Regions from separate parts of the Mus musculus genome. Here region 1 is linked to region 2. A link is a loop called in an ENCODE intact Hi-C map of the cell type or tissue named here. Cell type or tissue: left cerebral cortex. All regions are shown on one strand.

Evidence for each region. A loop is a pair of places that touch in the nucleus more often than their neighbours do. Peaks named below come from ENCODE experiments on the same cell type or tissue, not always from the same donor. Only the 100,000 strongest peaks of a DNase experiment are listed, where the experiment ranks them.
Region 1: a loop joins it to region 2, with 4 times the contacts of the local background. A loop is called at or near these places in 4 of 42 quality-filtered maps.

Annotation. Positions count from the first base shown.
Region 1 is chr15:80,611,577-80,619,576 of GRCm38, reverse strand. All of the region lies in intron 1 of Grap2 (GRB2-related adaptor protein 2), which reads right to left. Among named protein-coding and RNA genes, the nearest start is that of Mir6957, 30 kb to the left of the region's middle. In left cerebral cortex, a CTCF peak has its summit at 1,529 (motif pointing right); DNase peaks (open chromatin) are centred at 1,553, 3,414, 3,678 and 4,696; H3K27ac peaks cover 1,126 bases.
Region 2 is chr15:80,496,894-80,504,893 of GRCm38, reverse strand. The region is part of intron 4 of Enthd1 (ENTH domain containing 1); the gene reads left to right. Among named protein-coding and RNA genes, the nearest start is that of Gm23220, 43 kb to the right of the region's middle. In left cerebral cortex, a CTCF peak has its summit at 3,772; DNase peaks (open chromatin) are centred at 3,605 and 4,273; H3K27ac peaks cover 545 bases.

The DNA of each region.
Region 1 (8,000 bases), 110 kb before region 2:
CTTATTGTCATTATTATGCAGAGAGAAAGTCACCTGAAGCATTGCTATGTTGATCAGACTGGCCAGGAACACCTAGACTGAAGCAATGCTCCTGCCTCAGCACTCTAAAGGCTGGGATTACACAAAAAAGACTCCGTGCAAGCAGGTGAAGCCCCTCTTGGAGCCAGCGGAAAGCCAGCTCAATTACTGTTTAGAAGTAGGACACCTTAGTGCTGCCTGGGGAGGAGGGAGGTGATTACAGCTAGGCCCCACTGTACACAATAGGAAGGTTCTTGGAAAGTTGTTCTGAATAGAGTATTTGTAAATGGAATCGTATTAGCATGTATTATAGAGACTCTCTCTACAAAGGAGCCCTGCGGGTGAAACCCTTTCGAAATGGAAAGGAAACTTTGTTATGCAAATAACTATCTTTTAATTGATCCATTTTAAAGTCGGAGCTTGTACGCATTCAATCTTAAAAAGAACACACCTGTGTGTCACCTCTAGCTTCCCCACCCTGGGGGCCAAGTAAACATTACCTGGCCATCTTGCTCAGCTCTGAAAGTGCTTTACAAAACTGCTGTTAGAGACAGAAGGTTCTACCTTGGCGTGTAGACCAGGGGTCAGGAGGCTTTTTCTGGAAAGGGCCTATAGTAAATACCTTTGGCTCTGAGTGGTATGGTCTCTGTTATGTAATGTTGTAGCCTCTAGGTCAGCCACAGATGACAGATGAATGGGTACCGTTGTGTTCCAGTCAAAGTTTATTCATGAACACTGGCATTCATTTCTTCTTGTGCTTGAGATAAGGTCTTGCGTATCCCAGGCTGGTCTCAAGCTGGCTAGGTAGACAAGGATGGCTTAAACTCCTGCTTCTCCTGCTCTGCTGAGCTTCTAGGCATGTGCTACCACAATAGGCTTAGCAGTAGACTTCTTTAATTTATTCTTTTTTTTTATTATTTTCTGTTTGTTTGTTTGTTTTTATGAGACAGGGTTTCTGTGTAGCCCTGGCTGTCCTGGAACTCACTCTGTAGACCAGACTGGCCTCGAACTCAGAAATCCCGCCTGCCTCTGCCTCCCAAGTGCTGGGATTAAAGGCGTGCGCCACCACTGCCTGGCTAGCAGTAGACTTCTTAAAGGGAGAGACTATAAGCTAATGAAGTGAGGATTAGGAATCCATAGACATGAATTGGAATCTGCAAGAGGCTGCTTGCTTCCTGGGTATTGTGTTGTCTCATCCACAAACTGCAACAACCACAGGTCCTTCGTGTGTAGACCCTAAGCAACATATATGTAGTAGGCATGTGTGTTAGAGTCTATATAATCCCCAGGCAATGCTTAGTTAATATTTCATAAGTGTTTGTTACATTCATAAAAGCATAATTAATAACCTACCACCAGAGTTACATTTGAGTCCATCAGAGGAAGGGACCTGGGTATCTAAGTTTACAAGGAACAGTTAATTTCCTACTCTAAGGTGCCAGGACTAACCAGCAAACTCAGCTGGAGACACTGAAGCACACACCCGCTCGAAGGAGCCTGCCTTATTTAATCCAACAGAGGGCAATGGTGCACCCTAAACTGCAGCTTGTACTTTGTAATTTTTTTTTCTTTCTTTCCCTCTGAGGCCTTATAATCTTTATCTAGGCAGGTTTGGTGACTGTCCCCATTGTCCCTTGTGAGTTGTGAGGCTTATAAACTGTCTCAGAGCCTAGCATCTATGAAATGCAGCCTTGCTTGGATGGAAGAGAATTAGACACCATCTTCTCCCACACATTTCTGGGTTTAAATTCCTTCTGAATGCCATGGAAAGATAGTTCCTTTCATTTCAGGGCTCTGTCTTTTTTTTTCCCCCTCTTCTTCTCCTGCCCTTCAGAAACAACATCTTACTTTGTAGCCCTAGCTGGCTTCATATTTGCAAAATCCTCCTGCTGCAGCCTCCAGACTGCTGGGATTCCTGGTGCAGGCTAGTGTGCCTGACTTTTGTTGAGCTTCTGACTATATATTAATGATCTTGTATTAAAATCTGTATTGTGTCATTTCCTTCCTTCCTTTCTTTTCTGTTCTCTTTCTTCCATGTCTGTGTGGTTCATATATGTGTGTGCATTCATAGATATTTAGGCACATTTGTGTACATGCCTGTGGATGTTTAAAAAGCAAACTTGGGTGTCTTTCTCAGTCACTCTCTAGGGATTGAGGCAGAGTCTCCTGCTGAACCCAGAGCTTAGCAATTCTGGCCAGTCTTGGTCTTGTGGGCCCACAAGCCTGCCTCAGTGGAGCACCTCTCTCTTACTTCCTAGGAACACAGGCAGCAACGATGCCTGACTGGCTTTTAAGTGGGTTCAGGGATTCAAACTCTGGTCCTCTCTGCAAGCACCTTCTCCACTAAGCCATCTCTCAAGTTCCTAGTGTGTGCATTTCCTTGCCCTGACTGCTGTAGCCATGGCTGGGATCATTCTGCCTTAGTGGGCATTTAGCTTAGCAGGGGAGGACAAAAAGGCATAGGTAAATGGCGCCTGAAAAATCTGTAATCACTGGATGGACAATGACCCTTCAGCTCCCTGTCAGCTTCTGTTTAAATGTTCTACCAGAGGCGCAAACCAATTTATGTGGGACGCAGGAGGCTTGGCTTCTCTACACGTTGGGCTCTTGAAGAACTGAAATGTTAACCTGCCTGCCAAATGTCTAAGAAGTCAGACACATCCCCTTACTGTGTCGTCCTGAATTGTCGCTAACGGATCCTCTGAGCCTTTAAAGCAGTGACCTGCGAATTCCTTCCTAGCAAGAATCCACCTCTGTTTCTTCAAAGATTTGAATCTAAGGCCAGAGAGTGTAGAACCGGGCAGCTCTAACCAGTTCATGCACGGATGGACCCTTGCTATTCTGCTTTTGCCCCAGATCACTGCTGCAGGTGGCCCTGCATCCAGGGGTGGCTCTCAGGACTCTCTTCATTGATCTGTAGCCAGGGATTCCTCTAGATATTGGTCCACTTAAATGAGAGACTCCATCACTTCCTTTTTTGGTTTAGGATCTTTTAGGAGAATAAACAGCCTTCTCAGTGGAGACAAGTGATCTCCCTCCAGAAAATAGATGCACAGCTCTGATTCCGCTGCCACGGAAGAAAGCAAGACTAGCGAAGCACATCCCACCCAAATCACTTCTATCCAGGACGCGGAGATCTCCATCCCCTCCAAAGTGACCATGGGCGTACAGGGCATTTCTTATTTTTCTCCTGCCCTCTTTATTTTCTCACTCCTATGCCCCAGGGGAGCACAAATCCCCCGTCAGGACTGGGCTTGGAGACCCAGAGGAAGTGGCTTTTGATTAGAAGCCTCCGGGGCCCCACCCCCTACTCCCATCCATTTCTGTCCTGTGCGCAGGTGTGTTCCCCAAATAACAGTTCATCTTCTTGCTGCTTCTCTTCTGCGGGAAGCCACCAACAGAGCTGTCTCTAATGACAGGAGACAAAGGGGCAGCTGGTTTGGCAGCAAGGTGGCTGAGCGGGCAGGCAGGGAGGATCATACTTTCTCCTCCTCATCTGGAGAAGCCTGAGGCTCTGTCCGTCATCACCGTGACGTGCCTGCGGGGTGGGTGGGGGTGGGGCAGGTCATTCCAGGCTTTACCACTACATTGCGCGAGGCCCTATTACCTACCAGGCCCCTCCTGGAGATTTCTGCCAACCCCGGGATCTGTCTCTTCTGCTTTCCTGATTTCCAAGTGGGAAGCTTCTCTGTGGGTTGGAAGGCACTTGGTGTTCAGGTTGTGGGAAGCATATAAGCAGGATGTTTTTCAGACACACAGACAAACGTACACGTGGTGGAGTGGGGGTGGGGGTGGGGAGCCCTTAAGCAGGTCCTGTCACCGTGATTATGGCGACTGCATTCCTCTAAGGGCTCCTGCATTATTTCTCTCTTTCTTTTAATTCCCTCTTTTTCCTTCGCAAGATTTTTTTTTTTTTTTTTTTTTTTTTTTGGTTTTGTAGGAAGGAGTGGGAAGAGAGGAAGTGGAAAGGAAGAGAGGTGTGAGGACGCTGTCCTCAGGCAGGCCCCCTCCCCTCTGCCTATACCTCAGTTTCATCCCCAGCTCTCATCACACGCCCTCTCTGTAATCCCCTCTGCCTGGCTTATATAATCAACTATTTTTTTTTTTTGTGCTTATAACATATTGTGTCATTCACCCCCAAACTTTATCGAAGAAAAATACCCTTTTGCTTTTTTTTCCCTTAACCCTAACACACATGTTCTATTAAACTCAGACAACTCCCACCCCCACCCCACCCCCTTTTTTTTTTTTTTAACCTGTCAAACTGTCAGGCGAGGCTGCCTCAGAAGAAGGGAAGCTCACAGAGGAGGGGTGGGGTGAGGTCGGGGAGGGGAGGGGCGGGGCAAACCTGCCTTTAAACCCCTGTTGCTTACTTGGGCAGCTGAGGACTCTTAGTTCTCTATGCCTCAGTTTCCCCTCTGAGAATTCAGATGACGTCCTCACTTGCCACCTCCCAGGGAAAGCGAGTGCAGAAAGCCCCGTTCAGCTCTGGCATTTGCCTTCATAGTGTCTTTTCCCCAAAGCGTTTTGGCATCGGAGTATTCTACCAACATTTCTTGTAGAGAAAAACAAATGTCAAAACTGCTTTTAAAAGTGTAAATCCACCAAGCATATGCTCCTTTTTTCTCGTTTGAAGCCTCCATCTCCCCTCACTTCCCCTGGGCAGGTGCTAACTTCTTTCTCCTGGCCATGAGCCTTGGCTGTGGTGTTAGCCAAAGATATAGCCGTGGCGTGGGATGGAGACCACTCACTAGGTAGGAGGAGAAGGTTGACTTGCCAAGGAGAAAGGAGGAAACTGATTTGGCTTCTACACTCTGCCCAAACACCCAGGGCGAGATCATGGTGTGGCTGGCTTAGAACAGGAAGCTGGGGGGCAGCTGGGGGAGGGAACATACCACCCAAGTTTCACCAACGCCTAGAGACAAGAACCCGCCAAGACCAAGCGGCCCTTGCGTGCTTGTGATCTAGGATGTGGCAAGGGTTTTACCAGTGGGCACTCATTGTAATTTTGGGGGTGGAGCAGAACTGGGAATCGAACCTACTGCTTCACAGGCACGCTAGGCAAGCTCTCTACCATTGGGCTACCTCTAGAGCTCAGCATTTATTGCTGTTATTGGTGACTGGACATGGGAGAAAGAAGCAAGATATGAGAGTGAGTGTCTGATGTTTCCTAAGGCTATGTGCTTGCTCTGCTTGGTTTCTTGGCCTCCATTGGTACTAGCAAAATCATGGGCCTTCCTCCCACCAGGTCAGGATAATTGCTAACTAGCTTAGGCCTACTGAACCTTCCTGGGTGGCTGGCTGTCAGCTAAGAAATTGACAGCAGCAATTCCCACATACCATGGAAATTCAAGCCCATTACTTCTTGGTCAAAGAGGCAATGACTGCAATAAACTGGCTGACCTCAGAGTGGGCAATCGTGGGCTCAAAGGCAATTTTAGAAATGGGAACCGTGTGTCACTTCACACAAACTGCAGCCCCCCCACTTCCTCCTCCCTCCGCCTTCTCCCCTCCCCCTCTCTCCCGCCCACCCCCTGCAACACATTCAAGGGTTTTCAAGTTCACGCTCTCTTTTAAACACTAGTCACTTACCATGGCTATATTTAGAATGTATGTTTTAAAAATTCTCCTGTTGTTTTATTAAAACAACACCATGCAAACCTCGAAACAACAGCATCAAAATGCCAAGATATCACCGGCCCTACTAGAGAGAGGTCCCTGACAGCCCCACTGGGCTGTCAAGCTGACTTCTGACCCAGCAATCCTGTGCTTTAGGGCAACAACAGAAATGATGGGAGAAAGGCTGATGCATCTCTGGCTGATTGCCCCGTTATCCTTCCGGTTTCCTAGAGCCATAGCAATTGTCTACGGACACACCGTGCTGCGGGCAAGTCCGAGTGGAAATGAAGCATTACAAATACCTCCCTGACTCCACAAGCGTTTTGTGAACCCCGTCAGAAGGGTGCGGGGAGCGGCTGAGGGAGATGAAAGTAAAGGGCAAGAAAGGGACAGTCAGACAGATTTCTACAGAAGCCAGTCTTTTTCCTCCTTCCCATTTCCTATTCAGGGCACGTCACGGTTCTCCTTCAAATAAATCACTAGGACGTTATGGGACCTTCATGCTCCTCCTCCTCTTCCCTTCGGCCCAGTTCAGATTTGTTTTTATTGATCTGGGCTCTGAAAGTTGGTCGTATTTATCATGTGTTTGAAAACCCTCCATCTTTTGCTCTGTGGTCACTGGGGCTGTAACATTGCTCATACCCATAACACACTCCCTGTCGGTCTCCTCTTTTTCCCCTCCCTATCCGTGCCTGAGGTTCTCGTCACTCTTGTTTGATCAACACACACACGTGTAGCCCAGAAGACTCTGTGATCACAGCCACCTTAATCTTTTTGTCATTTTTCCTTGTGTCATCAAATCCCCGTTTATCATTGGAACGCTGGCCATTTTTCAGCTCACTGGTTTCCAAGCCTGCAGAAGCGAACATTAACTCAGACAGTCACTTACCTGCCTTCAGTCCATAAGTCTATTCCTGAAACCCTAGAGGTGCTGACAGCTTCATAGAGCAAGTCACCCCGTAAAAGCACTAAAAGTTGCCAATCAAAGGGATGGTATTAACTGGGCTTGGTGGTGGTACATGCTTATAATCCTCAACACTTTGGAGGCTGAGGCAGGAGAATCACAAATTTGATATTGCCTTGGAATTCATAGTGAGTCTCTGTCTCAAAAAAAAAATCAGAAAACAAGACAAGCAAAAACCCAGTTAAAGGGATATTATTTTGAATTTTGCTGGTCAAGTAAATAATTAGAATTTTCTCATTTTAGGAAAATGTAGGCCTTCCTTGAATGAGTTTGGTTATCTATCCATCTATCTATCTATCTATCTATCTATCTATCTATCTATCTATCTATCATCTATCTATCTATCATCTATCTATCTATCTATTATCTACCTATCTACCATCTATCTATCTATCTATCTATCTATCTATCTATCTATCTATCTATCTCCATACAGGGTCTCATACTGGATACAAAGTCAATGCTGGCCTCAAACTCCCGATTTTCTGCCTTTATTTCCCCAGTGTCACGATTACAGGTAAGCACCACAGCCAGCTGGTCTCTCTTTCGTTTGTCTTGGCACTTTTGATCAAGAAAGGCCCCCAACTTTGGGCTCACCAAGTTGGCAGCAGTTCACAAAGCAATTTGGGTTTCTCCTCAGCGGGCATGTAGGTGCAAGGGAAGCAGCTTGGTTGTAAAATGCAAGCAAACTGCTTGGCATGTCTGTTACATTGAACAAAAATGTCTCTCCTCATCCCAGACATTGCTCAAAGAAGAAAAAGGGGAGGAGGAGGGGGGGAGGAGGAGGAGGAGGAGGAGGAGGAGGAGGAGGAGGAGGAGAAGAAGAAGAAGAAGAAGAAGAAGAAGAAGAAGAAGAAGAAGAAGAAGAAGAAGGAAGAAGAAGAAGAAGAAGAAGAAGAAGAAGAAGGAAGAAGAAGAAGAAGAAGAAGAAGAAGAAGAACAACAACAACAACAACAACAACAACAACAACAACAACAACCCAGACCACCATAAATCCCAGATTTTCTTTCCTAAATATGACTGTTCCAGAGTCTTTCATCACCTGTCCTTGATCTCCTGGTCAAGGTCCAAAGGCCTCACCTCAGTCCTCCTCTAGCTCTAGAATATGTCACTGAACTTGAGCTTAGTATTCAGGATGTGGCCTGAGCAGGGTTGGGCGAAATAGGATGATCCAATTACTTTCTCTGCTGCTCGCATTTGGTAATTGTGTTATACATTGCTGCTGGCTGTTCAGGAGCTAAAATACTCTAAGGGTGCAGGTGTGTTAGACAGGAAGATGGTGACGCTAGGCCCCTTCTAATGTGGGAGTTCTGAACCACAGCACAGGGCTTCACGTGGCCCTGAATATTTTATTCTGTTTGCCTCTGTTCCTTTGGCCAGCTGCCAGTCTGGTTGGCC
Region 2 (8,000 bases):
TCATTTCAGTATGGTCTCGTGTGACTTCCCCATACCTCTGTTACAGAATTTTAAAATTTGCTATATAATTTATATAAATTATACTTGCTTTATAATTACATGAGTTAATGAGTGTATTCATTCATTGAAACCCTTGGAACACTGGAAATAAAAGCATTCCACATCCTGACTGTCTCTTTCGCAACACCGTCCTCCCCACAGGATTAACAGTTAGTAATTTGGTGGGTATTTTCTAGACCTTTCTCTGTGTGTTTGTACATTATGTACTTTGAATTATATACAGCTAACTTTATTTTGCTTTGGAACATTATTCTATATTTTTCCTGAAACTATGTGAAGTTTAAGAATACTACTGTGTGGTGGGGTGGGGTGGGGGGCGGTGGTTAGAAAGATTGCTCAGTGTTAAAAGCACTTGCTTTTCTAAGACCAGAGTTCAGTACACACACACACACACACACACACACACACACACACATACACAACCACTTGAGTTTTTGTCACTAGGCAGAGATTTTTCCTAATCTCCTGTAATATCTGAGTATATAGCTTATTCATACCCTGCTGGTTGGCATGTTGGTGTTGGATATATTTTACTCATAGCTTTGGTGAATAGCCTTGTTCACATACATGTGTGTTCTTCAGGCCGGACTGTTAGAGATGGCTTCCCTCAGCTGTACTGAGTGCCCATTTTCATGCTCGTCTTTGCTCCCAATGAGCTCCTCTAACACCAGTGCCGGCTTGAGCTTGCAGCACAGGAGAGCACCCATCTCTTCATGCCCTCACCAACACTTGATATTGTCAAGCCTTATATTTTTATCACTTGTATGAAAGTTGCATTACATAGCTGGTATAATTGGAATATCTCCACATATTGATTGGATGTTTTTATTTCCTCCTCTGTGGCTTGCCTATTTATATAATTAACCCATTTGTCTTGTGTATTGTTTGTTGTTCATTTGAATTGATTTTGTAGAGTTACATATATATGCACATATAATTTGTGTTGCAAATCACTTCTAGGCTGTGACTTGTCTTTCAGCTTTCTCAGTGATGTGTTCAGAGAAGTTTAAGGATTCTTTCCTTCATAGTTTTGTGAGTTTGTGTTTCACAGGGTGAAAAGCAGCCATCAAATTAGAGATGTGGCTCAGTTAGTAGAGTGCTGGCTATGCAAGTGTAAGGACTTGAACCTGGGTTCAGATCCCCAGGGCCTATAAAAAGCCTGGCACAAAATAGACTATCTAATATAGTCCCCAAGGAGGCATGAGAAGCCCGCTTTGGAGTTGTTGGTCAGGGTTGTCCAAGAGAACCTAAAACACAAAACATTACAGTCTTTTCTGTTGTCCTTGGTTGCCCCCAAGAGGTAGAAGGTAAGTCCCTGTTCCTGAAGACACCATGCACTTCAGACACATGGGGCCCAGAGGACTTGAGCTGGATCTGACCTGCAAGCCTCCTCCTGAAGGTCTAGTTTTCATGGCCAGAAGGTGGCATGCAGCTCGCAAGGAGGGAGACAACCAACAGTGCTACCCAGCCATGTTACCTACGGACCGCATCAACAACCGGCATGGCACAGTGATACTAAGGGTGCAGCAGTGACCTGCATCCTGTGACAGGAACCAACAGTTTTCTCATTGGGTGTAAGGCCCTCTCATCAAGAAGGAAACTGTGCCTGGCTCTGGAAACCTAGCCAACTACTCAAGGGTACTGAGGTCATGGATCTTGGAGGAGAGCCTACAACTGTCATTTTAATAAAAGAGCATAGTCCTTATCTAAATTAGAAATATTTGCCTTCATATTTACAGATTAGTCCTCACCCTTCATCAAAGAAATGTCTCTTTGTCACATAGGGAAACCATTGCTGAACCACAGCCAATTGAAATGCAGAGTTGTAAAGCCCAGTCCTACTGATATATCTGCAACTCAACTCCTGCACCTTAGGCTCAGGAGTCATAACAGAAGAAGGATCAGCAAGACCGTACAAGCCAGAGAAGCAGGATGTTTGCTGAGAGATGATGCCTTCTAGTAGATCAGAAGATATTCTACACCCATGAAGTCGCACTAGCATGGCTGCCTAAACAAGATCTGAATGTAGACAATACCAAGAGGCATGCTAATGTGGAAAGGAGAGCACTCAGGGAGCCTCAGCCCTAGACAGAGAACCACAGGCAAGCAAGGAGTGCAGGGGAGTGGTCTTCCTCAGGGACGAGTCCCTAATTAGTTATTCAACGCCACGTGGTCAACCCTGGAAACATGCATACGAGTAACATTATACAGACTGATCGGGTTGTATGTATGTATTTAGAAGTAAGTGTGTGTGTGTGTGTGTGTGTGTGTGTGTGTGTGTGTGTACAATTAAAGAAAAGAGGCCATGCATTTGGAAGGGAACAAGGCAGGGGAAGTGGTACATGGCAGTGACTGGAGGGAGAAAGGGGAAGGCAGAAATATAATTATATTAAAATCATAAAATTAAATTATTTGATAGAAAAAAATGGTATGATGCATGTATTCTTATAATCATAGCTTTAGGGAAAGGAGACAGAGACAGGGACCCCTAAAGCTCATTGGCCGGCCAGTCCAGCCTGATGATGGTGCTTGCTGCCAAGCCTGACAGGCTGGGGTTTGCTCCTGGAGTCCACACATGGAAGAAGAGAGTGGTCTTGCACAAGTTGTCCTCTGAGCTCCACACACATGCCAGGGTGCTCAAGGGCATGTGTTGTTCTAAGTATTAAAAATCATATAAAAATATAAAAGTAAAGGTGGTGAGAGATTGAGGAAAGACACCAGATGTCAACCCCAGTCGTCCACACACAAGGGAATGAGCCCAACATGCGCACACTACACATATACACAACACTAAACACACACTCTAAGACTGGTTCCCCAAGCTCATAGGATGTCTTCACCCTGCTATATTTTCATGGCTTGAGTTACATCATCCATCTTGGTGTCTGTGAGAGGTTGCAGACAACAGCTTGGCCGGCCACTTCCTCTCAGAGTGCTTATAGCTTAGTCCACTTCACCCATTCTCCGGATGGCGTGGCCGAGGTGGGGCACTCGCATGCTCATATGTACTCGCCTGTGCGTGTGCATGAGGAGTCTGAGTCCTATACTCGCTAGATTCCTCTAGCTTTGCTATTTTTTTTTTAAATGAAATAAGGTCTCTCATTTAACTTGGAGCTTGTCATTGTGGTTAGTCTGGCTGGCCAGCGAGCCCCTGTGGTGACAGACATATGTGGTGACAGCAGGCTTTTATGTGGGTATGGGATCCGAACTCATGTCCTCAAGCTTACATGCCAAGCATTTCCCCACTGAAGCATCTCCTCAGCACCTCAGGGATGGATTGGTCAAGATTGAAGAATCTTGAAGTGAGTCTGGAACCTGCCCTGGCAGTGAGTTTAACGGTTCTTCCCGATTACCTCAGTTTGTGCAGTGACCACGACTAAACTAACACACCTTAGGGCTGTTCCCGTGGATGACGATGGCACTCTTACTATTACATAAACGATGGCAAAGTGACACTATTCCTCCCCGCTAGAACAAGGCAGGCTTTTATTTCTGTCTCTGTGATTTGATGCAGATTTCAAAACACATTTTTCTGCGTTTCTGTCCAGCTCTCTAACTTACCCTGTCAACAGATGGCTCTGATTTCCATGTTCTGATTTTGGCAACTTCAGCCCATGGCAAAAATAAAATAAGAAAGCTATTCTGGCCAGGCCTTCCGTTCTGCTCATTGTCCTGCCTTCCGTCCCAGTTATAGCTTTTCCTTATCACCTGGTGGTGGACCCTCAGCCTTACACCTCTGTATGTGGCAATCACCCTTCACTGCTGCATTGTGTTTCCCTGTAGATGCACTCTGTCATTGGCACTGTGTGTCACGTTTGTTGGTTGTTTTGTTTTGTTTTTAATTGCACGCAGGGCTTGTACGAACTCATATAACTTGTCCAAGACTGCTAGATGTCATGGACAAGAAATTCCCAAGCCAGTTATTTGTAAGTTAGATATGGGCTCCTTGAAAACGCCTAACCATGCCAGATTGTTTTCTAAAGACCTAGTCTCTATAAGTTTCCCCCCAGCCCTGATCTTGTCACATTTGAAAAGCTGCTGAGGTAACGGGTGAGATGGTCTCCTGCTTGTTCTACACTGTTTTTTTTTTTTTTTTTTGAATGGAGCCGAGTGTGTTTGCAAGTGTGGAAACCTTCCACACGCTGACTCACCGGGGCTTCCCTGTGTGAAGCATCTGCATGTATCTCTTGGCCACTTTTCTGCTTGCTTGTTTGTGTGTTTCCTAATTGGTCTGTAGGAGTCTGTGTCCGGGTGGGCGGCTGAGCCCGCCATCTCCTGTGTGGTTGCAGCTCCCTGTGCTCTTTACGCTGCAGATGGAGGCCTTGCAGAACACTAGCTCAGAGTTTTAATGAGGCGGAGTGTTAGTCTGTATGATCCCGGCATTTGTGTCTTCTCTGATTTGGGACATTTCTTCCTTGTCCTGAGAGCATGCGCGTAACACTATATGGGCCCAAGTTTTAAAACTAGTTTGCTTTTCACAAATAAAACAATACACAGTTGATGGTGGTGTGTAATTGAATTAGGCATCCAGTTTTTCTCCATAGAAATCATTAATTGAAAAGTCTGTCCGTTCCCCCAGTGACCTGCAGGGCCACCCGTTTTCTAAAGCATGGTTCACATGCATACAGTGTGCTCCTGGGCTCTATTTGGAGCCATCAGGTATGTGAAGTCAGCTGTACAGCAAACAGTTTCCATTACACTATGTTTATAACCGCTCTTGGTGGGCTTTCCTTCAGCAGCAGGGACTGTCCACCCCTCCACTCTCCTGCACCAAAGTTTGGCAAGTTCCTTAAAAATCCCACTGGAGTTTTGATGGGCACAGAATTGAATCTTTAAGTCAATTTAGAAGAAATGACGTCTTTATAATAGCAATGCATCTCATTGCCTTAATCCTTACCTTCTGTATTTATACTTTTCACAGACAGGTGTCTTGTGATCTTGGCTAGATTTGGTCCCTTGTGCTTAATGTGCATGTACTTTCAGTGCAAGATGGTACACTTATGAAATTTCAACTTAAGGTCTAAAACTTCACTTCAGATTTGGAATTTCGGTCTTTTCTGGGATAGCAATCTGCCACGTATTTGGCCGTGGTACTGGCTGGAGGCTGAGAGCCGAGTCCTCAGTCAGCCCTGTGGTCTTATGGGGCTCTCTCTCCAAGGTGCTCTGCAGGGTTCTAAGAGGGCAGCTGAGCTCGGCATATTCCTGCACTGTCAGTTTGCTCTGTGGTCAGTTGACAACAGCTTGATCAGGTCTGCCTCATGGGGCTTGGCTCGAGTCTTGAGACATACCTTTGTTTTCATGGCTACTCCAAGAAGCTTCATTTGATACATTTCATTTTCTGTTTGTTGATGGTGCAGATGAGTGGAATTATTATTTTTTGTATATTGATTATACCCTTAAACTCTTAGCAGTTTCCCTGATTTATGGATAGATCCTTCTGAGCATCTCATGTTGGAAACCACATCATCTGTAAATAATGGCAGACTTAGTTCTTCACTGGCAAACTCTGAAACTCTTGTGTTTGGCTCTCCCATCCCTGCCCCCCCCCCCCACACACACACTCCACACACAGCTGGGTAACAGCACGGCCAAGGCTTCTGAGACCTGGTTCATACCTACAAGAGGTTGGTGTCAACCCCAATTCATCGGAGACATTCGCTGTGCACTGTACACTGTAGATCCCCATTGTCAATTTATCAGCAGTTTTTTTTATCAAGACTATATTTCAGATTTTCTCCACTTAGCATCTATTTTGATACCTACAGATTTCTCTCTTTTAGACTATCAATTTTCATAAATTATTGATTTCTAAATATTAAAGCAACCTTGAATTTCAGAGAGAACCCTCAATTGGCCTGGCAAATTCCCTTTTCTGCTTATTTCTGGATTTGGTTTAGCAGTGTTTTGTTCAGGAGCTAAGCACGCATGTCTCGAGTGGCATTAGGCTGATCTTCTCTCAGCTTCTCTTCGTTGTGTTATGATCCTGGAGGTGTTTTCTTTTTACCTCCTGGATGGAGCTGTGCAGTGCTGCAAGGCGAGGCGCTGAGAGGCACAAGGGGAGACCTGTAAACATTCTGACAGTGTGCTCTGTCCTCAAGCCTACAGGCAGGCAGGGATGGCTCTCCCATATGGATCCCACCTTGCTGGATTGGAAGATGTCCATGTGAACCCACCTTGCTCTGCACCTCACTTGGGGCACGGCGTTATCCTCCAGTCTAAGCAGTTTGGGTAGTAGTGTTCATGGTCAGGAGAGCACCCTTCATGGTAAAGAGATCACCCTATGAGGGAAAGTTTCTGTCACTGCAGCCTCATCTGCAGGGCAGTTCAAAGTCTTAGCATCCCTGTTTCTCAGCCACAGCCCACTGAGCAACACAGCCCAGCCAGCAGCCATTGCCTCTGACTGAACAGAGCATTCCCCAGCTGATGTGGGAGTGCCTGTTCCACAGTGGATGTCTTCTGGCACGCCTGTGTTCATAGGGACATGAGTGTCCTCGCTTCAAGTACATGTCCTCAGGGTTCCGTCTACCAACCTTCTTGTTGGTAAGAGAACAAATGTCTGACCACAAAACAACAAGTAACCGAGTCCCCCCAACAAAACAATCTTCTTATCTTATCCTTTCCAAGCCCCTGGTGAGGACCCTGCAGCCACTGCTCATGCATTCCTGTTGATGCTTCTCCACATCTTGCCTTTCTCCTTGCTTCATATGAAGATCTTCTTCCTGCAGTTCTGTCTATGGGAAGAGTTTTCCTGTTTAAGTTCAGGGGCATTATGAGTGGGGCTGTAATTGGTCCCTTCACTTCTGAGCAGTGTTATGCAGGCTTCCTTAGAAACTAGTCCCGTCCTTGTCTGAGATGGTTTGTATATGCTTGGCTCAGCACTTTTAGGAGGTGTGGCCCTGTTGGGATAGGCGTGTCACTGTGGCCGTGGGTTTAAGTTCCTCATTTTAGCTGCCTGGAAGTCAGTATTCTACTAGCAGCCTTCAGATGAAGATGTAGAACTCTCAGTTCCTCCTGCACCATGCCTGCCTGGATGCTGCCATGCTCCCACCTTGATGATAATGGACTGAATCTCTGAACCTGTAAGCCAGCCCCAATTAAATGTTGTCCTTCTAAGAGTTGCCTTGGTCATGGTGTCTGTTCACAGCAGTAACACCCTAGTTAAGACGTTGGTCCCTCCCCATAGCTGCAGTGCTCTCCATGAATCTGTGGGGGTAGGCTGAGGGAGCTGCAGTTGTGGTGTGGCATCTCTGCCACCAGCCTGTGGTGCTTTCACGGGCTCTGAGCTGGCGTGACTTATGTCATGTGCACCAATCTAATTTGCCAGTGGAATGCTGCTGTGTGCATCTAGCTTTGTGCTCCACGGATCAGATAACAGTCATTTGTTGGGGGGGACACGGTTACTTGTTGTTTTGTGGTCAGACATTTGTTCTCTTATCAGGGCCCCATCATAAGCCAAGAGTTGTTTTTCAAGTAGACAGTAATAATAGGCAGAAAGCATGGCCTTGCACCAGTGCTATCGAGGCCAGCCCTGTGGTTTTCTTCCAGGGCCTGTAAGAGGTTCTATGCCTGTCTGCCTGAGGCACTTGCACTTGGCTGGCTAGCAGATTGTAGTGGCACTATTGGGGCTCCAGATACCAGTGTCCCTTCAGAGCAACTACACATAAGATAGGGGAACGTGTATATTTCCCTTTCTATGACAGCTGTAAATGTCTCCCGGTGCCTCTAGAGAAGGCTGTGTGTGTGTGTGTGTGTGTGTGTGTGTGTGTGTGTGCATGTGAGTATTCACACCTAGCCCTATTCATGCAACATAGTATCACACTTTCATCTCACCGTGTCTTTATAGATGCAGGGAGGCCTTCTTGGATATTAAGCATCCCCAGCCCCCAGCCACCACTAATGGAGCCTTTCTCTTCCCCGTGAGTGTTCTCTGTAATACTTCT